2 separate regions of the Homo sapiens genome follow, and region 1 is linked to region 2. Evidence: chromatin contacts called from ENCODE Hi-C or POLR2A ChIA-PET data. All regions are on one chromosome and are shown on one strand. Each heading gives the region's core, a stretch centred on a gene start or an enhancer-like site at or near the end of the contact. The rest is flanking DNA. Distances are from core to core; before and after follow the strand shown.

Region 1 (3,906 bases), core at 1,407-3,906, 100 kb after region 2:
TATGAAAATTTTTTTTTTTTTTTTGAGACAGACTCTCGCTCTGTCACCCAGACTGGAGTGCAGTGGGCACAGTCTCAGCTTACTGCAACCTCTGCCTCCTGGTTCCAGGGATTCTCCTGCCTCAGCCTCCCAAGTAGCTGGGATTACAGACGTGCGCCACTGTGCACAGCTAATTTTTGTAGTTTTAGTAGAGACGGGTTTCACCGTGTTGGACAGGCTGGTCTTGAACTCCTGACCCCAAGAAATCCACCCGCCTCAGCCTCCCAAAGTGCTGGGATTACAGGAATGAGCCACCATGCCTGGCCAATTTATATGAAATTCTAGGATAGGAAAAATGAATCTATTGTGATGGCAAGCAGATCAATGGTTGCTTCTGGCCAAGGGTGGTAAGAAATTGACTACAAGGCTGGGCGTGGTGGCCCACGCCTGTAATCCCAGCACTTTGGGAGGCCGAGGTGGGTGGATCATCTGAGGTCCAGAGTTCAAGACCAGCCTAGCCAACATGGTGAAACCCTGTCTGTACTAAAAATACAAAAATTAGCCGGGTATGGGGGCATACATTTGTAATCCCCATTACTCTACTTGGCAGGGGGGCTGAGGCAGGATTGAACCCGGGAGGTGGAGGTTGCAGTGAGCTGAGATTTCACCACTGTACTCCAGCCTAGGAGACAGAGCAAGACTCTGTCTCAAAAAAAAAAAAAAAAAAAAAATTGACTACAAAGGAGCATAAGGGCATAAGGGCACATTTTGGGGCGGTAGGAATGTTTTATATTGTGTTATATTGTGGTAGGGATGTTTACATTTGTATTTACAATCGTCAAAACTTATCAAAGTCACTGGTCAGATGCAGTGGCTCACACCTGTAATCCCAGTACTTTGGGAGGCCGAGGTGGGCGGATCCCTTCAGTTCAGGAGTTCGATACCAGCCTGGGCAACATGGCAAAGCCCTGCCTCTACAAAACAAAACAAAAACCCAAATACTGCCTTCCCCCAAACTCATCAGAGTGTACATTTAAAGAGAGTGGATTTTATTTTTGGAAATTACACCTCGATAAAGTTGATTTTACAAAATAATCTCTGCTATTCCTGATTCCAATTTCCCCAGAAACAAGTCCATTAGAAATAGGACTGTCTAGGCTGGGCGTGCTGTCTCCCGCCTGTAATCCTAGCACTTTGGGAGGCAGAGGAGGGCAGATCACTTGAGGTCAGGGGTTCAAGACCAGCCTGGACAACATGGCGAAATCTTGTCTCTACTAAAAATACAAAAATTATCGGGGCTTGGTGGTGTGTGCCTGTAGTCCCAGCTACTCAGGAGGCTGAGGCACGGGAATTGCTTGAACCCAGGAGGCAGAGGAGGTTGCAGTGAGCTGAGATCGTGCCATTGCACTCCAGCCTGGGCGACAGAGTGAGACTCCGTCTCAAAAAAAAAAAAAAAAAAAGAAAGAAAGAAATACGATTGTCCAAATAACCTTCCTAAAATGCAGATCTAACCATGGTACTCTCTTGCTTAAAACCTTTCAAAAGTTCCTGTTCCTTTTATTTTTCTTTTTTCTTTTCTTTTCTTTCTTTTTTTTTTGAGACGGAGTTTTGCTCGTTACCCAGGCTGGAATGCAATAGTGGGATCTTGGCTCACTGCAACCTTCACCTCTTGGGTTCATGCCATTCTCCTGCCTCAGCCTCCCAAGCAGCTGGTATTATAAGCGCCCACCACCACGCCCTACTAATTTTTTTGTATTTTTAGTAGAGACGGGGTTTCACTGTGTTAGCCAGGATGGCCTCGATCTCCTGACCTCATGATCCACCCGCCTTGGCCTCCCAAAGTGCTGGGATTACAGGTGTTGAGTCACCGTGCCCAGCCCCTGTTACTTTTCAAAGTCAATTCTGAACTTCTGACCCAGTACACAAGGCCGCTACAACTGGATTTCTGCTCTCCTTTTACAACTTATCCACAGCCCCAGATTCTACATTTCAGCTTCATTAGAAGCATAATTCATGATTCACACCTGCACATTTACCAATTCTGTGCTGTCTGCACAGTGGCATTCTATTGGTCCCATAAGAGCCAGCTTGTATGTCAGCCTACTTTGCAAGGCCTCTCTTACTCCTCTAGGATGAACTTCATGTCATTTTGTATTGTGGCACTTAACCTTCTGCAGGTGAATTTTCTGGCAGTACGTGTGGCACCCCTATTGCCCTGTGAACAAAACAACTTCCCCGTGTATGTATTCCTGGAGCCCAGTGCAGGGTCTTGCATGCAGTTGGTGCTCAGTGAAGTTGGCTGAGCAATGGGCTGAGTGAGTGGCTGTGGATTCTCTGTACTTTGCTCTTTGGTGCATTCTGAGGCCTTGACTCTCCCAGAGAATTGCCCTCCAGGGGCCCAGCTGTGCTTGCTGTTACTGAGTACTTCTGCTTCTTTGGTTCATGTTGAATATTTTGCTGTTCCATTCAGAGCAGTGGAAAGTCCAAGGCCTTCTGCCCGAATCACTTAAAAGTCCTATTCAAATAGGTTTTTCTCTTGTACTTCCCCCCAGATGTCATTTAGGGAAAGAAAAGTAAATTTTGCTTTTGCTTTGTGGAGTAAAAATGAACTGAAACACTAATTTAGCTTCAGCTACAGTATCACCCTGATTACGAAACAGGCCATTTGTAGAATACTCAACATTACCAGCAATGATAATAATAGAATCCAGTCAGCGTTTATCATGTGCTTAGCATATGGCAGTCCAGTCACTATGCCTTCTGAGGGAATCAAAGAGAAGTAAGACAGCCCTCTTCCTAGGAGAGCTGCCAGTCTGGAGTCCAGCAAAGGGTATAAAACAGCACAATGGCTGCAGTATAAGATACACCATGAGACCTGCTATTACACAGGCACAAATTCCTTGGGGGCACAGACTAAGAGGTTTTTCTTGGCCAGGGTAAACAGAGAAGGCTTTATTTGACTGGACCTCGGAGATGGAGAAGATTTAAAGACACGGGAATGGAAGAGAAGAGCCATTTCAGTTAGAGACAACAGTGAGAACACATAGCTGGTGCCAGGGAAGGAAATGCCTGTCAGTGTCAGGGCAGGCACTGGCAGGGGACTGGAGTGGGGTGAGATTGGGTTGATGGGGGAGGCTGAGTCAGAGCATGGAGAGCCTTTTAGGAATCTGAGCTCCCCTTCATGGGCAGCGGGAATCCTTTGGAGGATCCTGAGCTGATTACTGGAAGGGCCAGTGGATAGTAAAGTCAGATTCCCAGAGGGTAAGGCAAGGCTGCGCTGATCACACACCGGCATGCACAGGTGTGCCGGAGGGGATGAGGAAGGACAAATTAGTGACGTGATGACAGTTGCACTCAGGCACTCCATCTTATATGGACCATCCGTAACTCTAATTCCCCTCTTGCTTCCTTTCCCGCACTCTTTCCTCCTCCGTCTCCTTTGAGCTCTCCACAACCTCAGTCAAAACATTCTGCCCCACTAGGCAGGCTTCGTGAAACTTCTTTCCTTCCCTCCCTGCCTCTCAGCTCCCTTGGTTCACAACTAGTCACTCTTTCCAGTACCCTCTTAAGCCTTGTTCCCACAGATAGCAGGAAAATTGGGGGGAAATCCTGCTGACATGGATCCTATGCTTGTAGGATTTCCTGGAAATTCATCTCCCCAGATAGAAACCAAGCTCCCACTGAATGAAGCCTTGTCACCCTGGGCCTCTGGCTTTTCTTGATGGTCTGGGCGACTTTCCTTCGTTGTGTGTTCTGACCACCAAGGCTTGGCCCCATGGGACCAAGGGGGACGACCGGAGGGCATGCAGGTGGCTTCTCGTGCATATTTTCCTGCTCCCCTTTGTGTTACTCTCGTGTCACTATTGAAGATCGTTCTCCCCTACAGATAATTTGCTCTGGTCGGGGCTTTGGAATAGGGAAGTAGCC
Region 2 (5,317 bases), core at 573-3,072:
ATTTATTATTATGGATAATACCACCACCAATTCACAGGGCTGGGAGGTTTAAAATAACGTATGTATAGGCCAGGTGCGGTGGCTCATGCTTGTAATCCCAGCACTTTGGGAGGCCGAAGCGGGCGGATCACGAGGTCAGGAGATTGAGACCATCCCAGCTAACACGGTGAAACCCCGTCTCTACTAAAAAATACAAAAATTAGCCAGGCGTGGTGGCAGGTGCCTGTAGTCCCAGCTACTCGGGAGGCTGAGGCAGGAGAATGGCGTGAACCCAGGAGGCGGAGCTTGCAGTGAGCCAAGATCGCGCCACTGCACTCCAGCCTGGGCGACAGAGTGAGACTCCATTTCAAAATAAATAAATAAATAAAATAACATATGTATATATGTATAGGATACATAGTAGGTGCTCAGTCCACCATCATTTTTTCTATCCCATATCCACCTCAGAGAAAACTTTATAAAAGAAAATTAAGGGAGGTGAGGGCAGTTCAATTGAATAATAAATTTCTAAGATGGAATTCTGATTTTTAGTTCATAGGAAATCAAAGAACCAGAAGATATAAACTCAGCAAAACAAGGAGGGAAGCATGGTCCAATCCTCATAATAAACTCCTTAAATATCTGGAACTCTTACCAGTTTCCATCCTTTGACACTCACTAAAATAAGAATGAATAATCCCTGCTATATCCATCTGTCAATCTTTCCTACCTTTCCCAGAAAGTCACTTGACAGTGATATTGAGATACCAAACCCAAAGGTTTAGGAACATTAGTAAAATTACTCACATTACCACAGAACTTCAAAAACAACAACTGGTAGTCTCCCTGCCTTGAATTCCTCTCCCTAAGTAAACCTTCCCTCTCTAAGTAAACCTGAATAGCAAGATCATGCTCTGGTATCAGCCTTCCCAATTTCAATCTAGGCTCTGCCACATAACCTTTGTCAATTTGTCCTATCTGTCTATAAACCTGTTTAACCTTTGTCAATTTTTCCTATCTCTCTATAAACTTAGCATTATCATCTGCGAAATAGGCACAACAATAATACCCATCTCATGATATTGTGAGAACTTAAAGTTAATGTGTCTGATAGTGTCCAATATGAGTTGCAATTAAATTAATATTCCAAACCCTGTTTTTACCACTTATTTGCATAGAAGCCTTCATAATTCACCACTGCTCACAGTCACACCATTCCCATATCCTATGTATACTCCATACCTCTTCCCCACCTGGGCTTACTGGAAAAATGAGAAATTAAATGGCACCTGCTAAACCAGCAAAATTTTGGTTGGCATATCCAGAATCTATTACTCCCTCCATTTTGCCATTCCAGGATTGCCTCTTTCCGGGTAAATAAAGCTTTTAGTGTACATCCAGTCTCAAACCTATCTAACAAATCTTCAAGGAATGTCTCAGATTTTACTTTTTCTAATTTTCTTATTATCTTGGCTTATCTTTCTTCCCACTTGAACTTCTACAGCAATCATCTATAACAAACACAAGTTTGCACTCAGTAATATATGATCCTGACATTAAACTAAATTAAGTCTGGCCCGAGGCTGCCTCCATCCATATTTTAGGTTTGGCCCAAAGTTTCTCTCTACATAGTGCACTATAAAGTTAACTTGATATGTAAGCAGACTGTAACCTACTCTTGTAATAAGTAGCCAAGTCTCAGCCAATCACAGTAGCTGAGTTTCAGCCAATCATAGGTGGCCAACTGTTCAAATTGTGTTCAGATGAGGCAAAGGCTGAGCTGTAACTAATCTAGCTGTTACTGTACCTCACTTCCCTTTGCTGTATGCATGTCACTTCCCTTTTCTTGACCATAAATGTTATCTGACAATATGTTATTTGACAATACGGTACTCTGCAGTCCTCCTGAACTGTTCTGGTTCTGGGAGCTGCTTGGTTCTTGAATCGCTTTTTGCTCAATTAAATTCCATTAAATTTGTCTAAAGTCTTTAACACTGACTTATCAGATAGGAAATACTCATATCCCCTACTTTTATCAAACAGTATGTGAGTTTCCTCCAGAAAAGGACCATTTTACAGTACTTTACAAGCTCATCTGACTGTGTAACTAGTCTGACTATCTGACTAGGCTGTATGCACACAACTCAATAAAAATTTGTTACTGAAACAATTATTTTAGGCAATCAATGTCACCTTTTCAGTGTAGGTTTTCATTTGAAAGTCTGCAAAGAATAAATTTTTTCTACAAAAAGTAAATGTATTTTTTAAATTCCTACAGCTACTGAGACTTAGTATTCATTCAGAGAAAAGATAACCTTACAGTAGTCCACCCTTATCAACTGATAAAGTTTGTGTATTTGTCCCCACTCAAATCTCATGGTGAACTGTAATCCCCAGTATCGGAGGTGGGGCCTGATGGGAGGTGACTGGATGATGGGGATGGAGGAGTTCTCATGAATAGCTTAACACCATCCCCTTGGTGCTGTCCTTGAGATAGTTTTCACAAGATCTGGCTGCTTAAAAGTGTGTGGTACCTCTCCGCACCCCACTCTCTTTAGCTCCTGGCTTTTGTCATGTGATGCACCAGCTCCCTCTTTGCTTCCGCAGTGATTGTAAGCTTCCTGAGGCATGATCACAAGCTGAGCAGATCTCTGGTGCCATGTCTCCTGCACAGCCTGAAGAACCATGAGCCAATTAAACCTCTTTTTATACTCAGTCTCACGTATTTCTGTATAGTAATGCAAGAATGACCTAACACATCCAAGATTTCATTGTCGGCTGTTTCAGTTACCTGAGATCAACCACAGCCTGAAGATACTAAGATATTTTGAGAGAAAGAGGGAGGGAGATGATATCACATAACTTTTATTACAGTATAATTATTCTATTATTGTTAATGTCTTACTATGTCTAATTTATAAAACTATGTCATAGGTATTTATGTATAGGACAAAACACAGCAAATATAGGTTTGGTACTATCCACAGTGGGTCTTCAAACATATCTCCCATGAATAAGGGGCAACTACTGTATATATAATTTTAAACAATTATCTACAAAATTTAAGAAAACTGGTTGTGTAGGCCGGGTGCAGTGGCTCATGCCTGTAACCCTAGCCCTTTGGGAGGCCGAAGTGGGTGGATCACCCGAGGTCAGGAATTCAAGACCAGCCTGGCCAACATGGTGAAACCCCGTAGCTACTAAAATACAAAAATTAGCTGGTCATGATGGTGGGTGCCTGTAATCCCAGCTACTCGGAGGCTGAGACGGGAGAACTGCTTGAACCCTGGAGATGGTGGTTGCAGTGACTGGAGATTGCACCACTGCACTCCAGCCTGGGTGGGTGAGCAAGACTCTATCTCAAAGAAAAAAAAAAGAAAGGGAAAAAAAACAGAAAAACGGTTGTGTATTCTGTTTCTCAAAGCTAAGGGCCAGGCGTGGTGGCTCATGCCTGTAATCCAGCATTTTGGGAGGCCGAGGCAGGTGGATCACAAGGTCAGGAGATCGAGACCATCCTGGCTACGGTGAAACCCCGACTCTACTAAAAATACAAAAAATTAGCTAGCTGGGCGTGGTGGCGGGCGCCTGTAGTCCCAGCTACTCGGGGAGGCTAAGGCAGGAGGATGGCATGAACCTGGGAGGCAGAGCTTGCAGTGAGCCAAGTTTGCGCCACTGCACTCCAGCCTGGGCGACACAGCGAGACTCCATTTCAAAAAAAAAAAAAAAAAAGCTAAGGAAAACATTCTTTTCAAATTATATATCACATAAATCTATTATAACATTCAAAATCTATTGTCATTATTTTACATTTTTATTATTTAATGTATACCAAAAGAACAGCAAAAGAAAGAACAGAGTAGGCCGGGTGCGGTGGCTCACGCCTGTAATCCCAGCACTTTGGGAGGCCGAGGTGGGCGGATCATGAGGTCAGGAGATCGAGACCATCCTGGCTAACACGGTGAAACCCCGTCTCTACTAAAAATCCAAAAAATTAGCCAAGCGTGGTGGCGGGTGCCTGTGGTCCCAGCTACTTGGGAGGCTGAGGCAGGAGAATGGCGTGAACCCAGGAGGCGGAGCTTGCAGTGAGCCGAGATCGCGCCACTGCACTCCAGCCTGGGCGACAGAGCGAGACTCCGTCTCCAAAAAAAAAGGAAAGAAAGAACAGAGTAAACAGATAATCTACAGAATAGGAGAAAATACTCACAAACTGCACCTCTGACAAAGGTCTAATATCCAGAATTCAACAAGCAAGAAACAAATAATCCCATTAAAAAACGAGCAAAAGAACACATACTTCTCAAAAGAAGACACACTCTGGGGACTGTTGTGGGGTGGCGGGAGGGGGGAGGGATAGCATTAGGAGATATACCTAATGCTAAATGACAAATTAATGGGTGCAGCACACCAGCATGGCACATGTATACATATGTAACTAACCCGCACACTGTGCACATGTACCCTAAAACTTAAAGTATAATAATAATAAAATAAAATAATTGAGCAAATGAAAAAAAAAAGAAGACATAAATACAGCCAACAAATACATGAAAAAATGCTCAACATTACCATCACTAATCATTAGAGAAATGCAAATCAAAATCAAAATATCATCTCAAGCCAGTCAGAATGGCTATTATTAAAAAGTCAAAAAAATGACAGATGTTGGTGAAGTTTCCCAGAAAATGGAATGCTTATACACTGTTGGTGTTAATGTCAATTAGTCCAGCCACTGTGGAAAACAATTTGGAGATTTCCCAAAGAACTTAAAACACAACTACCATTAGACCCAGCAATCCCATTACTGGGTATATACTCAAAAGAAAATAAATCATTTTACCAAAAAGACACATGCACTCGTTTATGTTCATCACAGCACTATTCACAAGAGCAAAGACATAGAATTAACCTAGGTGCCCATCAACAGTGGACTACATAAAGAAAATGTGGTACATATACATTATGGGATACTGTGCAGCCATAAAAAAGAACAAAATCATGTTCTTTGTAGCAACATGGATGGGGCTGGAGGCCATTATCCTAAGTGAATTAATGCAGGACAGAAAACCAAATACCACGTTGTCACTTATAAATGGGAACTAAGCACTGAGTACACAAGGACATAAAGATGAGAACAATAAACACTGGAGACAATTAGAGGAAAGGGCTGGGGAGAGGCGAGTGTTGAAAAACTATTAACACCTATCAGGTACTATGGTCACTGAGTGACGGGATTGTTTGTACATCAAACCACAGTGACATGCAATTTACCCATGTAACAAACCTACACATGTACCCCTGAACCTAAAATAAAAGTTGAAAAAATAAAATATAGCAAAAG

Evidence for each region. A loop is a pair of places that touch in the nucleus more often than their neighbours do. ChIA-PET counts read pairs that join two places held with the same protein, here RNA polymerase II (POLR2A). Pooled maps may share reads with other maps.
Region 1: POLR2A ChIA-PET joins it to region 2 with 11 read pairs in activated B cell. The contact joins two enhancer-like sites. A Hi-C loop is called at or near these places in 1 of 37 single-sample maps with no recorded cell type and 7 of 50 pooled maps. POLR2A ChIA-PET finds 5 or more read pairs at or near these places in 5 of 52 experiments (CD4-positive, alpha-beta T cell, GM12878, OCI-LY7 and 2 more).

The regions. Positions count from the first base shown.
Region 1 is chr15:79,977,666-79,981,571 of GRCh38, reverse strand. No RefSeq gene overlaps it. Among named protein-coding and RNA genes, the nearest start is that of BCL2A1, 8.4 kb to the right of the region's middle. RefSeq lists enhancers at 2,502-2,581, 2,962-3,031. Within about 2 kb of position 2,656, at least 9 of the 41 ENCODE cell types and tissues checked have a DNase peak (open chromatin) inside an H3K27ac peak, as active enhancers do.
Region 2 is chr15:80,078,041-80,083,357 of GRCh38, reverse strand. All of the region lies in intron 1 of ZFAND6 (zinc finger AN1-type containing 6), which reads right to left. Among named protein-coding and RNA genes, the nearest start is that of ZFAND6, 21 kb to the right of the region's middle. Within about 2 kb of position 1,822, at least 2 of the 41 ENCODE cell types and tissues checked have a DNase peak (open chromatin) inside an H3K27ac peak, as active enhancers do.